Linked DNA regions of Homo sapiens: regions 1, 2, 3 and 5 are each linked to region 4. Evidence: chromatin contacts called from ENCODE Hi-C or POLR2A ChIA-PET data. All regions are on one chromosome and are shown on one strand. The core of a region is the stretch at or near the end of the contact, and the rest is flanking DNA. Distances in the headings are between cores, read along the strand shown. Region 1 overlaps ARHGAP26 (Rho GTPase activating protein 26). Region 2 overlaps ARHGAP26 (Rho GTPase activating protein 26). Region 3 holds the start of GRPEL2 (GrpE like 2, mitochondrial). Region 4 holds the start of LARS1 (leucyl-tRNA synthetase 1). Region 5 holds the start of ARHGAP26 (Rho GTPase activating protein 26).

Region 1 (2,931 bases), core at 309-2,808, 3.3 Mb after region 4:
TCTAGGTGTTGGGCTTAGCACCGTGAGACTTGAAACCTGTGGCCACCTCCTCAGGGACAGATCTTGACACTTCATCTGACATTAGTCTTTCCCTATCACCCAGGATTTGTTTCTTTCCTAGTTGATGACTTACAGTGATTTGTGTCTCATTGCTTTCTTCTTTGTCTGCCTACATGAAGGTAGGAAGCCTGAATGCTGTTTTATCCCCAGACCCCCGAGGCTGATACAAAGAAGCCAGGCAATTAATCTTTATTGTATGGGTGGGGTAAGATGAGGAAAGGAAATCAAGCAGAGGTCCCTGGATATCCTTAAATGGTGAGACATAGATCATAATATTACTAATTTCCCTAAATAACCTGTTATAGATCCAGTTTTCATGAACTTATGAAATCTCCATCTTTTCACACTTTCCATCTCAAGGAAAACACATAAATTCCATGTGTTTACTGTCTGCTGTGTGAAAGTACTACTTCCTTTTATGTTCTTACATTACCGCTACTGAACCTTTCTTTGGAGGAGGAAGGCAAGAAAAAGAACTGGCAGAGTAGATATGGAAGGGTTGCTTAATCTAGCTTTTATTCTAGGATTCTGTGAACAAGTCCATGTTTGTTCCCTGACAATTTCATCTCAGCTTCTGGGTGGAGTACACACACCAGGACCTCAGAGAAGAGGCTAAGTGAAACTCCTCACATGGCTTTTCTGATGCCTCTACTGACCAACTAGGCTCAAATAAGACGATGACAACTACCACTTGCCATGGGCCCTCCCCATTCATTTACCTAGGAACCTTAGAAGCACAACTCTTAAACATTTTCTTGTTTACTGTCTGTCTTTTCCACATGACTTGAAGGTTCATAAGAGTAGAACCTTGGCTGTCTTGTTCACAAACCCCTAAGACATTTTAGGCCCTATTTAACAATAGTCAAAAAACAACAACAACAACAAAAACAGTGATTATGTACTGCCTAAGATTCTGGACAAAGACTAAGGATTTATTTCCTACTAAAAGAAAAAAATAACCAATGTATTATTCCTCCATGATGAGGTAAGGCTTTGCCAGACACTCCCCATCATATATTTACATAGTTCTGAATAAACACAGTTCAGGTTCCACCCAAAAACTGTTTAAGTTTAGCCTTTTTAACAACGGCAAATCCATAAATCACACTGACTATGAGGATAAAGGACCTCAAAAACTACCCAGTCCTTGAATGAACCTATTTAGCAACAGTAGAGTCAAAACGTGTGGCAGATTCTATATCTCAAAGATAGCCACACCCATACATCCCATCCCACATATTCTTCTTAATGACTAATGAGACACAGGCACTCCTCCACCAGGCAGTGGGGTCTATATTCCCTTGAACCTAGCTGGACCACTGCAACTGCCTCAACCAAAAGAACATGGGGAAAATAATACGCATAACTCCAGAGGCTAGCTCAGTCTCTCTCTCCCCTCCCCTCCCCTCCCCTCCCCTCCTCTCTCTCTCTCTGTCGCAACACAAAACTGGACAGCACACAAAATTTCCCCAAGGTCTCCAGTCTCTGAGCTCTTTGGACTTGAAGAAGCTGAGTCAAGCTCTTCGGCCAGCTGCCACTTTCTCCCTTAACCATCCATTTCATTTGCACAGAGAATGAAAATAAAAACTTTCCCTTTCGAACAAATTGTTTTTGCCAGCTTTCTCACTCTCAGGAAAGCCTCATTCCAGAACTTTTTTGGTTTTGAAAACCAGAATAGGGATTATTTTACCTATATGAGGTCTCTCTTTGGTCTACCTCAACAGACTAATATCAACCAAACCCAGAGGGGTATTCTTTTAATGAGAAAAATCCTTTAACTTTCAATATTTATTGAAAAAAATCTACTATCCCACATGGGTTTCAGCATCAGACACACAGAAGTTCAAGTATCGTCTCTGTCAACTGTTAGCTGGATGACCTTGGGCAAGTTATATGACCGCTCTGTACATTAGCTTCCTATATCTGTAAAAGAAATAAAAAAAAAAACCTTCAAAGGATTGTTATAACAATTAAATGGGGTTATTATAACTAACACTTGTAAAGTGCTTGCTATGTGCCAGGCACTCTTTAAGTGTCTGAAGGTGCTCAGATAACTCTGTGAAAATCAAATCTTAATTACAGCATAAGAACAGAGACTCAAACCCAGTAAACTCAAACGACTCATCTCAAACTCACTTTGTAAATGTATTTTGTATTACATCACAAAATAAATGTAAACTTATAAAATACATAAGAATCGTCTGAAATGTTTGTTAAAATGCAGATCCCTGGTTATACTCCAGAGATTTGAGTCATTAATCTAGGACGGAGTCCAGGAAGGTACTTTTTTTAACCACATCAACACTACTACTTCCCAGGTGATTTTAGTAAATCTTGCCCTAGAGATGCTGGTATACATATCTAGACCAAATAAGTCATGATGGCATAAAAAGACCATAAGCTAAGAGTCAGTGGTACGAGTTCTAGTCTCAGCTTTGTCCCTATCCAGTTCTACAGCTTTGACGTGGTCACTTAACTTTTCTGAGTCTGTTTCCTTGTCTGTATAATGAAAATTTCAGACTAGATAATTCCAAAGCTGTCTCTTTTTCCAAAGTTGATCCCACAACATGACTACTAGACACAAGTGCCTCAAACCAGCTTGTTCTGTGCATTTGTAGCAAACAAAATAAGAACAATAATATATAAGCCCCACTATATACAGGACACTCCAAGATGCTTACGAATTCATTTAATTATTTTTAATGGTCACAACCATCTTGAAATGTAGGCATTATTGTCCAAGATGATAAAAGCAAAACTCAGAGAAGTTCAACAACCTGTCTGAGGTGACACAGCCAATAAGCGTGGCTAAACCTAGATTCTATCCCAGGTTTACCTGACCTCATACCTGCATTAGTATATCATTATGCC
Region 2 (2,700 bases), core at 200-2,699, 3.4 Mb after region 4:
CATTCAAGGATAAGAAGGTACCAACTTAAATTTGTACCAATGAGTCAAAAGTGTTCGTTTAACACTGTGTGTCCCACTACATCAGGCCAGTGACTCAAGCATGTGAATAAGCAGCTGTGAAGTCAATTACATTTTGCTACAGTTTTAATGTCCCTTCCAAAACTCATGTTTGAAATGTAGTTGCCACTCTAACAGTACAAAGAGGTGGGGACCTTTAAGAGGTGATGAGGCCATGGGGGCTCCGCCCTCATGAATGAATCAATGCTGTAATCATGGGAGTGAGTTTATTATCACAGGAATGGGTTCCTTATAAACAGATGGGTTTGCTCCCTTTTGCCTCTCTCATCCTCTCTTTGCCCTTCCAACATGGGATGACACAGAAAGCAGACCCCTCCTCACCAGATGCTGGGCCCTCAATCTTGGACTTCCCAGCCTCCAGAATTTTGAGCCAATAAATTTCTGTTGGTTATAAGTTACCCAATCTGTGGTATTCTGTTAGAGCAGCACAAAACGAACTAAGGTACATGTCATTCCTACAGCTCAAGGAATAAATCCTGCTGAGGAATTCACAGGTACAAATACTCTCAGCCTCAAAGCATCCACTCTTGGGACTGTTGAAAGATGGAGGGTAAACTTCTCACCATATTACAAATTAAGACATTCGTCTTGACAAGCATTTGTAGAATGGCTACTGTGTGCCAGGCACCACGCAAACTACTCAGGATATAGCCATGAACCCTATCCTTCTGGAGCTTAGCATCTAAGGGGATCTTATAGTCTGAGTTGTAACGAATGTAAGAAAGAACCAAAATGCAGAAACACATATCTCTAAAGAAAATAAAGATACATTACAATATGCCTCCAAAAAAAAAACCCACCACAGTTGTTACTCCTAATACCATTCACCGCTATAAGAGTGAATACCTGCAGCATTACTTTACTCTTACAGTAAGAGTAAAAGCAGAAAAGGTGACCAAATTAGCGATGTCTGTTAGGTTTAATGTGGAACACATTATCTCTTCGAGGTATACCAGATTGGGAAGGAACAGCATCACCTAAACAGGGCTGTTTCCATGCCCAGGAAAGCTGCCAGGCAGCTACTGGGCCTTCAAGGTTACCACTCAAATGCCAGACCAGCTTGGCCTGGTGGATGAAGGGGCTCCATGCTGCAATGAGAGCTGCATTCTTTTCTCAGGTCAGCCATATATCCCACAGCCCTGAACTAGTCAATTCCTTCCCTGAGGGTATATAGTTCCTGCATTTATAAAATGACAAGACCAGTAGAAAAAGGAGAAGCATGGGGAAGAGGGGAGGGATATATAACTGTTCACCAAGTGCATACATAGACACAAACCCAGCTTTAGATGGCATGATAGGTCCTGGGCGGAAACTCTTTGCTCTTCCTCTTCTCGCTACATACCACAAAGTGTACTTGCACCATCACCACCCTTCCAGGCAGAGTGGCTTTTGAAAGACAGCTCTTAGGCAATCTACAACTTCCTAAAATGCTACACAATACTCCATTTGAGAGCACAGTCAGAGCACAATATCCCACCATGCCCCAACCAAGCCTGTTTCTCTGATGCTGGTCCCAGCTATACACCAAAGAAGCCTACCAATGACAGAAGGTCACTAGACTGGGAAACCAGGTGGCTTCCAGAGGCAGTGGCATTTGAGCTGAGACATAAAAGGAGGAAGAGGTGAAGGGAAGCGGAGGAATGCTGCATCAGAGGGCACTGCATGTACCACAGCCTTGTGATAGAGGAGGCACATGAGCATCAAAGGGAGCAGAAAAAGGGTCCTGTTGCCGGAAGATGCAGAGATGGTGTAAGATGAGAGTGGAGAGGCAAAGGAAGACAGACCACAATAAGGGGGTCATTTTAAGAGCAATGGGAGACAACTAAAGGGTTTTAAGCACTGAAGTGGCATATGTGATCAGATTTTCATTTTGAAAAGACCACCCTGGCTATAGTGGTAGCCGCAAGCTAATCAATGAGTCCACCTGGCAAATGCTAGTAGCCCCTAAATGGGGACCACTGTCCAAGACATCAAGAAAGAGAAAGGCTGGGACATAGCGGAAAAGAAGAAGGGTCAGGTAAAGGGAAACTTGGTCTAGCACAGGCAACTCAGCAGCATGAACATCAACTGGAGCTTGTAAGAAATGCAGAATGTCAAGCCCCACCTCAGAACCTGCATTTTAACAAGGTCCCCAGGCAATCTGGATGCACATTAAAGTTTGAAAAGCACTCCCCCAACAGAGTGGCAACTGGTCTTTGGAGATTATCAATCATACCACCAAAGACTTGCCTTTTCAAACTCAGCTTTAAACAGTTTGTCAATGAAGCTGCAAAACCGAAATACCTGCCTTAAGGTTTAAATAGAATGGAATCACAGACGAGGGTTGCTGTGAGAGAACTCTCAATTCCTAAACTAGCCAGAAGGGGAAATCAGCATCCACCTGTTCTTTGATCTTGCCAAGTCAACACAACAAAAGCAACCACGTAGGGTGAGCACAGACAGCTATGATACAAAAAATCACCCTGTGACCACCCCCAAAAGCATCACTTATCTCCTAAGCAGAATCCAAGTCTCTGCCAAAGCTTCCTGACAAATCCTTGAGTCAGTCACCTTTGAGGGACAGCTTCTCAACACTCAAATATTCATCTTGTTGCCCACTTGAAAAATGAACAAAACTACTTG
Region 3 (2,892 bases), core at 1-2,500, 3.2 Mb before region 4:
AAAAAAAAAAAAAAAAAAAAAAAAAAAAAAAAATTCTCAGGGCCAGTTCAAAGGGAAAATGGCCAAAGCTTAGACCAAGAAATAGGGTTGGGGAGTTGTGGCCAATCTCAATTCCTACTGCTTCAGAACTGGAGTAGGGAGACAGCTTACCAGAAGGAACCATTTTTCTTCTGGTCATTTCCTTACATCACCAACAAGCTGCCAAAAAGACTTGAGAACGGTAAGCAAAACCAAGTCCCGAAACCCTGAATGCAACCTCTCACTTAGGTGCTAGGGTAGGATGTTGGGTCAGGTGTGTTAAGGTAAAAAGGGTGACATATGTAGTTAAGCACATTTACCAGATTCTCCCGTAGCTTACTTTACTATTCAGAGGTCCAACCCTACCTCGTACTCAACTATTTTTATTCTCTATCCCAGGAAGAAACAGTGTAGGGGCAACAGTCTCTGAGAAAATTAATTAACATCGCTCATTAAATAAGAGCGCCGATTCCAACGCCCTGACTGGTTTCCAGCCCGGGTTCCACCACTTCCCAAATATTTAAGTTTGGAAGTTACTCAACTTTTCTAAACCTCACTTTCCTTAACTACTAAATGGGTAATAATAAAAAGAACCACCCATAATTCTGCAGTCGGCCTCGTAAGCGACCAATAAAAGCTGCCGATGGAACTTGTCTTCCGAAGGCTGATGCAATGGCCGTTTGGAGAAACAAGTTCAGCGGCCTCCTTTTACTGACAGGTACAACAGTGCCCGGATAACGGAGAAAGGACTGGCCTTAGGTCACACGGAGTGAGGGGAGAGAACCCAAATTTACCCACAGGTACCACAGGCTGGGAGAAGAGGCCGGGAGAGTGGTACATCCCTCCCTTGGGGGCTTAAGAGACTTCTCACCTTCCAGGCCATGCATGACCTCGGATCTCCTTACCTTCCTCGGCCTAAGAAAGAGGCACGGCTGATGGCCTCAGTTTCCCCGTCTGTAAAATGGGGCCGTGAGTGCACGGTCGTAGAGGCCGAGAAGCTTGGTCCCCTGGCCTACGCTCAGATAGCTCTCGCCTTCCAGCCCACAACCACCCCGGCTGGCTCGCTAGCCCCTCAGAGTCCTCACGCTCCCGACTCCCCGCCTGCAATGCTTACTTGCTCTCCCACGCGGCACTCCAGGCCAGTAGGCGCTGCACCCGCAGCCGGCCCGCCCACAGCGACCGTACGGCCATGTTTCCAATTTGGGCTGAGAGGCAGCGCACGCGCACTTGCTGCGAGTGAAGAGATGCTCCCGCTTAAAAACCAGCCTTTGCGGGCGTTTCCCTCTCAGGACTTCCGGACAGGAACGCTATGCTTCCGGTTGCCCGATGGGCCGCGCCGTTCCCCATCCGGTCGTCCGGAGCTAAGGCAACACTTCCGGCTCTCAGTGTGTTCCGCGGGTAGGCGAGGTCCTAGTAGTAACTACAGTCTCCGTGCTGGGCGCAGGGTCGGCAGCAAAGAAAGCAGATCATAGCTGTGCCCGCATGGAGCTTACTTGATATTATGAGCGATAAACAGATACAAGCGGGATGTAAAGTCAGAATATGAGCGGTGTTTGAAGGTGAGGGGCAGGTGTCGCGGAAGCCTAGAATAGAAATCTAGCCTTGTGGAAAGTTTTCCCAGAGGAAGGGGGTATTTGAGCTGAGCTGAAGAAAGGGTTCAGGCAGAGGGAAACATCTGCAGAAGCCTAATAAAGAGAGAAGAGTATTGCATGTAAGGGACTGAAATATACTGAGGCGGGAGGGCAACAGGACTGGTGGTTAGGAAGGGCTAGATCACGTGAGCGGTTTAAAACATCGCAGCCTGAACCATTGCCCATCACTCCTCCCAGTCTTTTTCTCTAATGCCCTTCTTATCGACTGAATTGTTTTTTTAAATAGTGTGTATTTTCTCATTTCCTCTCACTAAAATATAAGCTCTTTTAAGGCAGAGATATTGTCTATTCATTCCCATTGAGCAGTGCCCTAATGTAGGTGTTCAAAATTATTTTTTTTGAGATGGAGTCTCACTCTGTCACCCAGGCTGGAGTGCAGTGGCACGATCTCGGCTCACTGCAACCTCTGCCTCCCAGGTTCAAGTGATTCTCCTGCCTCAGCCTCCTCAGTAGCTGGGATTACAGGCGCCCACTACACCCGGCTAATTTTTGTATTTTTAGTAGAGACAGGGTTTCACCATGTTGGTTAGGCTGGGCTTGAACTCCTGACCTCAGGTGATCTGCCTTCCTCAGCCTTCCAAAGTGCTGGGATTACAGGCATGAGCCACCGCCCCCGGCTTCAAAAAACTTTTTTGCTGAATGCAATTTAGTCTGATTCTGATTGCAATGGAATGTGAAAATAAATAAAACCTAAAAGCTGTTGGAACCTCCCAAATACTTGAAGCTTTGAGAGAGATGTGGCTGTGGTCTGAGTCCATGTAGCATGTTTTGTAGTTCTGCTTCTTAGAATTATAGCTTAATTCTCTTCCTCATTGTTCTTGTTCTGTAATGACTAGGAAAGAGCAGAGACCAGATTTCTTCCCTCTCAATTACTGATGTTTGTAATAGACAGCCTCCTTTATTGTCCTGCACCTAACTCAGACTAGATGGTGCCCTGAACTGAACTGACCCCATGACAGTTACATCTGCAGGATGTGATGTTAAATGTACCTTTCTTGAAGGAAAAAGACCACCTTAACTACTCAGATCATTGTAACTGTGCATTAAGCCTTGCATAGAAAGATGTTGAAATTCTGTTAAACCTCACTGAACCCAACCTTTCACACTTTGGAACACTGACTTCCATCTTTTTTAAGACAGACATATTTTTCCATTCTGTGCTTCCTGGGCAGGCCATCCTCAACCTTTGTGCTTGAATAAACTCTCTTTAAACTAGATTCTG
Region 4 (2,960 bases), core at 33-2,532:
ACTACAGGTGCACGCCACCATACCCAGCTAATTTTCGTATTTTTAGTAGAGACGGGGTTTCACCATGTTGGCCAGGCTGGTCTCAAACTCCTGACCTCAGGTCATCCGCCCACCTCGGCATCCCAAAATAATGGGATTATGGCCACCGCCCCTGGCCCTGTTTGGTAGTGGTCTAAATAGTCTGAGTCAGGCAATGGGACCAGGTAGGCTTTCAGTCTCTTGCTTAAAAATGGAGATTGTTGGCCGGGCACGGTGGCTCACGCCTGTAATCCCATCACTTTGGGAGGCTGGGGCGGGCGGATCACGAGTTCAGGAGATCGAGACCATCCTGGCCAATATGGTGAAACCCCGTTTCTACTGAAAATACAAAAATTAGCTGGGCGCGGTGGCGCGCGCCTGTAGTCCCAGCTACTAAGGAGGCTGGGGCAGAAGAATCGCTTGAACCCGGGAGGCGGAGGTTGCAGTGAGCCGAAACCGCGCCACTGCACTCCAGCCTGGAGACAGAACGAAACTCCCTCTCAAAAAAAAAAAAAAAAAAAAAAAAAAAAAAGGAGATTGTTGGCTAGGTACGGTAGCTCACGCCTGTAATCCTAGCACTTTGGGAGGCCGAGGGAGGCAGATCACGAGGTCAGGAAATCGGGATCATCCTGGCTAACAAGGTGAAACCCAGTCTCTACCAAAAATACAAAAAATTAGTCGGTGTGGTGGCGCGCGCCCATAGTCCCAGCTCCTCGGGAGCCTGAGGCAGGAGAATTGCTTGAATCCGGCAGGCCGAGGTTGCACTGAGCCAAGATCGCGCCACTGCACTCCAGCCTGGGCGACAGAGCGATACTGCGTCTCAAAAAAAAAAAAGGAGATTGTCAATACGCGGTTATACAATGTCTAAATGCTGGGCTGTTGAATGCCACTGACAGTAAAAAATATCTGTGCATAGTGGCAAGCCATAAGTAGCACCTCAGTCACCGTATAGTAATTAACTGCGTATCCTGGCATCCCGACAGGCAACCAGCTCTACCGGGTGAAAAGGTTGATGGCCAAGGGACTCCAACCTAACCAGGGCGCACTCGCGGCATTCTGCGATCCCGCACTGCATCATGGACTTTGTAGTTCAACATGCCAGTGACGTCACTGCCGGTTCCCCTCTGAGTGGGCCTATCGGGTAGACTTCCGATAACCCGTTTTTCTCTGGGAATTGTAGTCAGTTAGCGCCTGCTGGGTGTCTGCTCGGGTGGTCTGGGAACTACAATTCCCGGCGGGCTGTGAGATGCCTTGGCTGTAGTTAGTAAGGAGCCGGATGATTGCCTCAGCAGGTGTGAAGCGTGTGCTTTAGTTTCGTGGGAGGCCTGGCATCCCCGAGAGGGAGGGGAAAGGTAACCACTCCTTTGTGGAGGTCGCCAGGGTCATTGTCGTGGATTTGCACAGTCGGCTGGGCGGTGCAATGGCGGTGAGTTTGAGCGAGAAGAATCCGCAGGGGCCCTGGAGCCGGACTGGCCAGTCTCTAGGGGCTCTCCATGTGCTGTCCTGAAGGGAAAGTCCTTTTCTAAAAGAGAGCCACGCTTAAGGCGTGCCTTTCGTAGAGACTTTGCTTTTTCTTGCTAGTTTATGAACCACGAACTGATGTCTGTTAACTTTACGGAGTACTTGGATATCATATTTGTTATTTCTCTGGAGTTTCTAAAATCGAGGTGGAGAGCCGGGCACGGTGGCCCACGGCTGTAATCCCAGCACTTTGGGAGGCCGAGGCGGGTGGATCATTTGAGGTCAGGAGTTCGAGACCACCCTGGCCAACATGGTGAGACCCCGTTTCTACCAAAAATACATAAATTAGCCGGGCGTAGTGGTGCGCGCCTGTTAACCCAGCTACTCGGGAGGCTGAGGCAGGAGAATTGCTTGAACCCGGGAGAGGGAGGCTGCTGTGAGCCAGGATCGCGCCACTGCACTCCAGCCTGGGCGACAGAGTGAGACTCCGTCTTAAAAATAAAATAAATAAATAAACAAACAAATAAAGCCGAGGTGGAGAGAGGAGTATGTAAGTTGATTCCTACTTACAGCAAAAAAAAAAAAAAAAAAAAAAAAAAAAAAAGAAAAAATTGAGCGCCTCTCCGTAAAACAGACAAAAATCTCTCTTTTCATAGTGTTTATGTGTGTGGGTAAAATACATTGTAAAATATTGTGTCAGGTGCTGATAAATGCTGTGGGGAAAAAATAGAGCAGGAAGGGGTGCTAGGGAGTGTACGGTGGGGTAGTACAGTTGCAATTTTTAAAAATTTTTTTAAATTTGGGAGATGTTCTCACTCTGTGACCCAGACTGGAATGCAGTGGCGTGATCATGGCTCACTGCAGCCTGGACCTTAGGGCTCAAGCGATCCTCACACCTCAGCCTCCCCACAGCTGGTACTGCAAGCGTGCTCCATTACACCCTGCTAATTTTTTGTATTTTTAGTAGAGACAGGGTTTCGAACTCCTGGGGTCAAGCGATCCTTCTGTCTCAGCCTCCGAAAGTGCTGGGACTACAGGCATGAGCCATCCCGCCTGGTTTTATTTTTTTTTGTTTTTTGTTTGTTTGTTTGTTTTTTTCTTGAGACGGAGCCTTGCCCTGTCGCCAGGCTGGAGTGCAGCGGCGCGATCTCGGCTCACTGCAACCTCCTCCTCCCAGGTTCAAGCGGTTCCCCTGCCTCAACTTCCCGAGTAGCTGGGACTACAGGCGCGCGCCACCATGCCCAGTTAAATTTTTTGTATTTTAGTAGAGACAGGGTTTCACCACATTGGCCAGGATGGACTCAATTTCCTGACCTCGTGATCTGCCCGCCTCGGCCTCCCAAAGTGCTGGGATTACAGGCGTGAGCCATGGCGCCTGGCCTGTTGCAATTTTTAAAAGGATGATCAAGCAAGGCTTTGCCAAAAAGGTGGCAAAAACGAGGTAAGAGAGCAACCTATGCAACTATAGGAAGAAAGAGATT
Region 5 (2,890 bases), core at 160-2,659, 3.4 Mb after region 4:
GGAAAAAACGCAAAAATGGTTTTACAAAAGGTCCAAGAATCTTTGAAATACGTTTGAACTTCTTTCTGAGAATTATGGATATTCCTTCTCAGACCTTTACAAGGATAACGGAAGAGGTAAAAAGGAGAGCTTGGGAGCAGGAGAGGGAGAGAGTTGGGATATGTACATTCTATTTTTAAACCCTCGCCCACAGTTTAGAGTAAAGGAACACTCTGATTCTCTACTCCCACCCCTATCACCTTCTGCTAAACACAAGAATCAGAACCTGCGCACGTACTGATTCCAGATTTAGAGATTACTGGCTGCCAATACTCCAAGGAATCGCAAGCTAACCAAGCATTCCACCCAGGGAACCCGGCGGCCTGACTAGGCTGGAGCTGCGTACAGGGAGCGAAGCAGTCACAACCCACCTTTTCCCAAGGGGAGGCAGCGCCCCCTCGGCAGGGCACGCTCCATTCTCACGGTTGGGCACTCAAGGCTGAGCAACTCTGCCCCTAAGGGAGCTGGAGCTGTGGACACGATGGGATCTGCCCGCTGGCTGCGGCGCGCTCGGCACTCTGGCCCCACTGCTGGGACACCTGCGTGCCGCGCACGCCCACGCCCACCCGCGCTGCCCCAGAGCACCACCCGCGCTGGGTCACCTCCCGACCATCCCTGAACGCAAAAGGCGGAGCGACGGGTCTCTCTCTTCATCTGATGGTTGCTGGTTCGCCCGCTTTACGTATCCTTCCTGCCTCGGAGGCGTCGACACCCGTCCCCCAGTGTACCGGGAGCAGAAACCCGGCAGACGCGCGGGCAACCCGGGCTAAGCGCCACCTCCCAGTTCCTCCCGCCCCGGAGCCGCGTCCCCGAGGGGCTCGGGACACTCACTCTTGAGCGCGCTTATGAGTGACTTCCCGTCCTTGATGAGCTCCTTGATGAATTTGTTGGTCTTGTCCAGCTCTGCTTCGTGCGACTTGAGCGTCTCTCGGAAGTGCGGACTATCGAGGCAGCAGTCGCTGAACTCGAGCGCTGGGAGCCCCATGGTGCGCGCGGCGCCCAGCCGGGGGGCGCGCCTCCGCCGGGGCCCGGGCCGCCCGCCGCCCAGAGCACTCACGCGGCGGGACCCCGGCCGGCTCCCCCGACGGCCGCCGGCTCCACAGGTGTGGCGCTGGCTCACTCCGCGCGCGGTGTCCGCCGGCGCGCAAGACTCCCGAACCGAGCTCGGACCCGGCCGAGGTGCTGCTGTTCCGGGCGCGGGCAACGGAGCGGATCGCGAGCAGGAAACGCAGCGCGGACCCGCAGCGGCGCCGGGAAGCGAGCGAGCGGGCGAGCGAGTGCAGACGCCGCCTCCCCGCCTCCTTCGCTAGCTAGCTCTCGGCAGCCTCGAGCGCCCTCTCACAGCAGCCTCGGCCGCCCCGCCGGTGTCTGGGCCGCTCGAACCTGCTAGCGATGACTTAATCCCCGCCGGGCCAATCAGCGCACCCTCCCCTGCCCGACCCTCAGGCCGCCCGAGGACGCCCGGCCCTTCCGCGGTCTTGATCCAATCAAAGGGGCCTGGAGGCAGGGTCTGCGGCTGGGGGCGTGGCCCTCGCCAACGCCTAGGTCCGCAGCGCAAACTCCGCCTCCTCTTGCCCTCCCAGCGTTGCAGACCCCGAAACCTAGGGGTGAGCGTTGCTGTGCACCCGCCCCCGCTACCTTGCCCGCCTGCTCCAGCCCGAATCCGAGCCACGCATGGCGAGTCTGCTGGTCCTGGGGGCCGAAGAGCCTCGATGTGCCAAGCATGAAAAACCTGGGGACTAGGGCTGCAGTTCACCACCGCCTGCCCTGCACTGCGGGGCAACCGATTTTACACTCAAAATACAGCCCCCTGCTCCGGGAGAATCCCGAGCGACCAAACGCTCCTCTTCCAGTCAGGCAGAAAAATGTTATTTGCATCTTAAAATTACCAGCTCTTGCCTGCAGTCTTCCCGCCCCCTACGGTCCGTCCCCCTCACGGCCACTCCTGCTCAGAACCCGCCCACGGTTCCCCTCAGCCGAAGGAGCTCACATCATTACTAGAATTTCAGCCGCCTGTTATTTTCCTGCTCTGCATCTAGCACAATTTTACATAATAAGATGACAGTCTACTGCCTGTCATCCTTCGCTACACGGTAAGCCCCACGAGGGCAAGTGCCCCTGCAATTTTCTTGTCCGCTGTTGCATCCTGGCACCTAGCACAGTGGCTGGCATTTAATAACAGATATTGAGCACTTACTATGTGCTGTGTGTGCTACGGTGATTGATAAATGTAGAATAAATGAATGGATCCTTTCCCAGAGCCATCTCCACCTCCCACGCCCAGTGCGTTGCCCTGTAGTCCCTCTGTTCGACCGCAGGACTCAATTCTGGCATCTCACTCGTTGCACTTGTCAGGCTGGGTCCCACAGGGTGTCTAGTGCTGAATTGTTAACTCCTGGAGGATAGGGACTGTCCTTGAATAAATTATCTCTATGTCTAGGAACCAGCAGCCCTCCTTCAGCTACGTGGGGGCTTCATGTTTGTTTGGGTTGGTTTGTTTTTTAAATAGGTCTGCTATGTGCAGGCACTAGCCTAGATGGTAAGAATACAAAGATGAATAACAGAATGAATTTAGCTGCTGGTGGTATTAGGTGAGATGGAAGCAAACAAGCGATAACCATGCCTTGTGATAGGATAGAAGGCCTGGGTGCTTGGGAACATGGATTTTTCACTCAGGAGGGGTCAGAGGTGTCCCATCTATATTAAGAAAGCAATTAATGTATTAAATTCATAAATGGAGCATGGTGGCTCACACCTGTAATCCATAACTTTTGGAGGCCAGGTGAGAGGATTGCTTGGGGTCAAGAGTTCAAGACCATCTTGGGCAACACAGCGAGACCCCCCCCATCTC

Evidence for each region. Hi-C counts contacts between places; a loop is a spot of excess contacts on that map. ChIA-PET counts read pairs that join two places held with the same protein, here RNA polymerase II (POLR2A). Pooled maps may share reads with other maps.
Region 1: POLR2A ChIA-PET joins it to region 4 with 10 read pairs in T-cell. The contact joins the enhancer-like site here to the promoter of LARS1 in region 4. POLR2A ChIA-PET finds 5 or more read pairs at or near these places in 2 of 52 experiments (T-cell and activated CD4-positive, alpha-beta T cell).
Region 2: a map with no recorded cell type shows a loop between it and region 4 (4-fold over the local background). The contact joins the enhancer-like site here to the promoter of LARS1 in region 4. A Hi-C loop is called at or near these places in 1 of 37 single-sample maps with no recorded cell type. POLR2A ChIA-PET finds 5 or more read pairs at or near these places in 1 of 52 experiments (activated naive CD4-positive, alpha-beta T cell).
Region 3: a loop to region 4 is called in a map with no recorded cell type, with 22 times the contacts of the local background. The contact joins the promoter of GRPEL2 here to the promoter of LARS1 in region 4. A Hi-C loop is called at or near these places in 1 of 37 single-sample maps with no recorded cell type and 7 of 50 pooled maps. POLR2A ChIA-PET finds 5 or more read pairs at or near these places in 1 of 52 experiments (Panc1).
Region 5: a loop to region 4 is called in a map of CD4-positive, alpha-beta memory T cell, with 18 times the contacts of the local background. The contact joins the promoter of ARHGAP26 here to the promoter of LARS1 in region 4. A Hi-C loop is called at or near these places in 2 of 168 maps with a recorded cell type or tissue (CD4-positive, alpha-beta memory T cell and naive thymus-derived CD4-positive, alpha-beta T cell) and 6 of 50 pooled maps.

The regions. Positions count from the first base shown.
Region 1 is chr5:142,838,443-142,841,373 of GRCh38, reverse strand. The region is part of intron 1 of ARHGAP26 (Rho GTPase activating protein 26); the gene reads right to left. Among named protein-coding and RNA genes, the nearest start is that of ARHGAP26-AS1, 29 kb to the left of the region's middle. Within about 2 kb of position 1,558, at least 11 of the 41 ENCODE cell types and tissues checked have a DNase peak (open chromatin) inside an H3K27ac peak, as active enhancers do.
Region 2 is chr5:142,797,365-142,800,064 of GRCh38, reverse strand. All of the region lies in intron 1 of ARHGAP26 (Rho GTPase activating protein 26), which reads right to left. Among named protein-coding and RNA genes, the nearest start is that of ARHGAP26, 28 kb to the right of the region's middle. RefSeq lists an enhancer at 2,138-2,639. Within about 2 kb of position 1,449, at least 9 of the 41 ENCODE cell types and tissues checked have a DNase peak (open chromatin) inside an H3K27ac peak, as active enhancers do.
Region 3 is chr5:149,343,857-149,346,748 of GRCh38, reverse strand. GRPEL2 (GrpE like 2, mitochondrial) reads right to left here and starts at 1,250. Exons shown (of 4, transcript NM_152407.4): 1 at 1,133-1,250. The coding sequence starts at 1,209. RefSeq lists enhancers at 318-941, 942-1,567.
Region 4 is chr5:146,180,972-146,183,931 of GRCh38, reverse strand. LARS1 (leucyl-tRNA synthetase 1) reads left to right here and starts at 1,282. Exons shown (of 32, transcript NM_020117.11): 1 at 1,282-1,444. The coding sequence starts at 1,439. RefSeq lists enhancers at 1-690, 1,599-1,758.
Region 5 is chr5:142,768,896-142,771,785 of GRCh38, reverse strand. It overlaps ARHGAP26 (Rho GTPase activating protein 26), which reads right to left and starts at 1,409. Exons shown (of 23, transcript NM_001135608.3): 1 at 871-1,409. The coding sequence starts at 1,024. RefSeq lists an enhancer at 1-770 and silencers at 1,066-1,185, 1,196-1,605.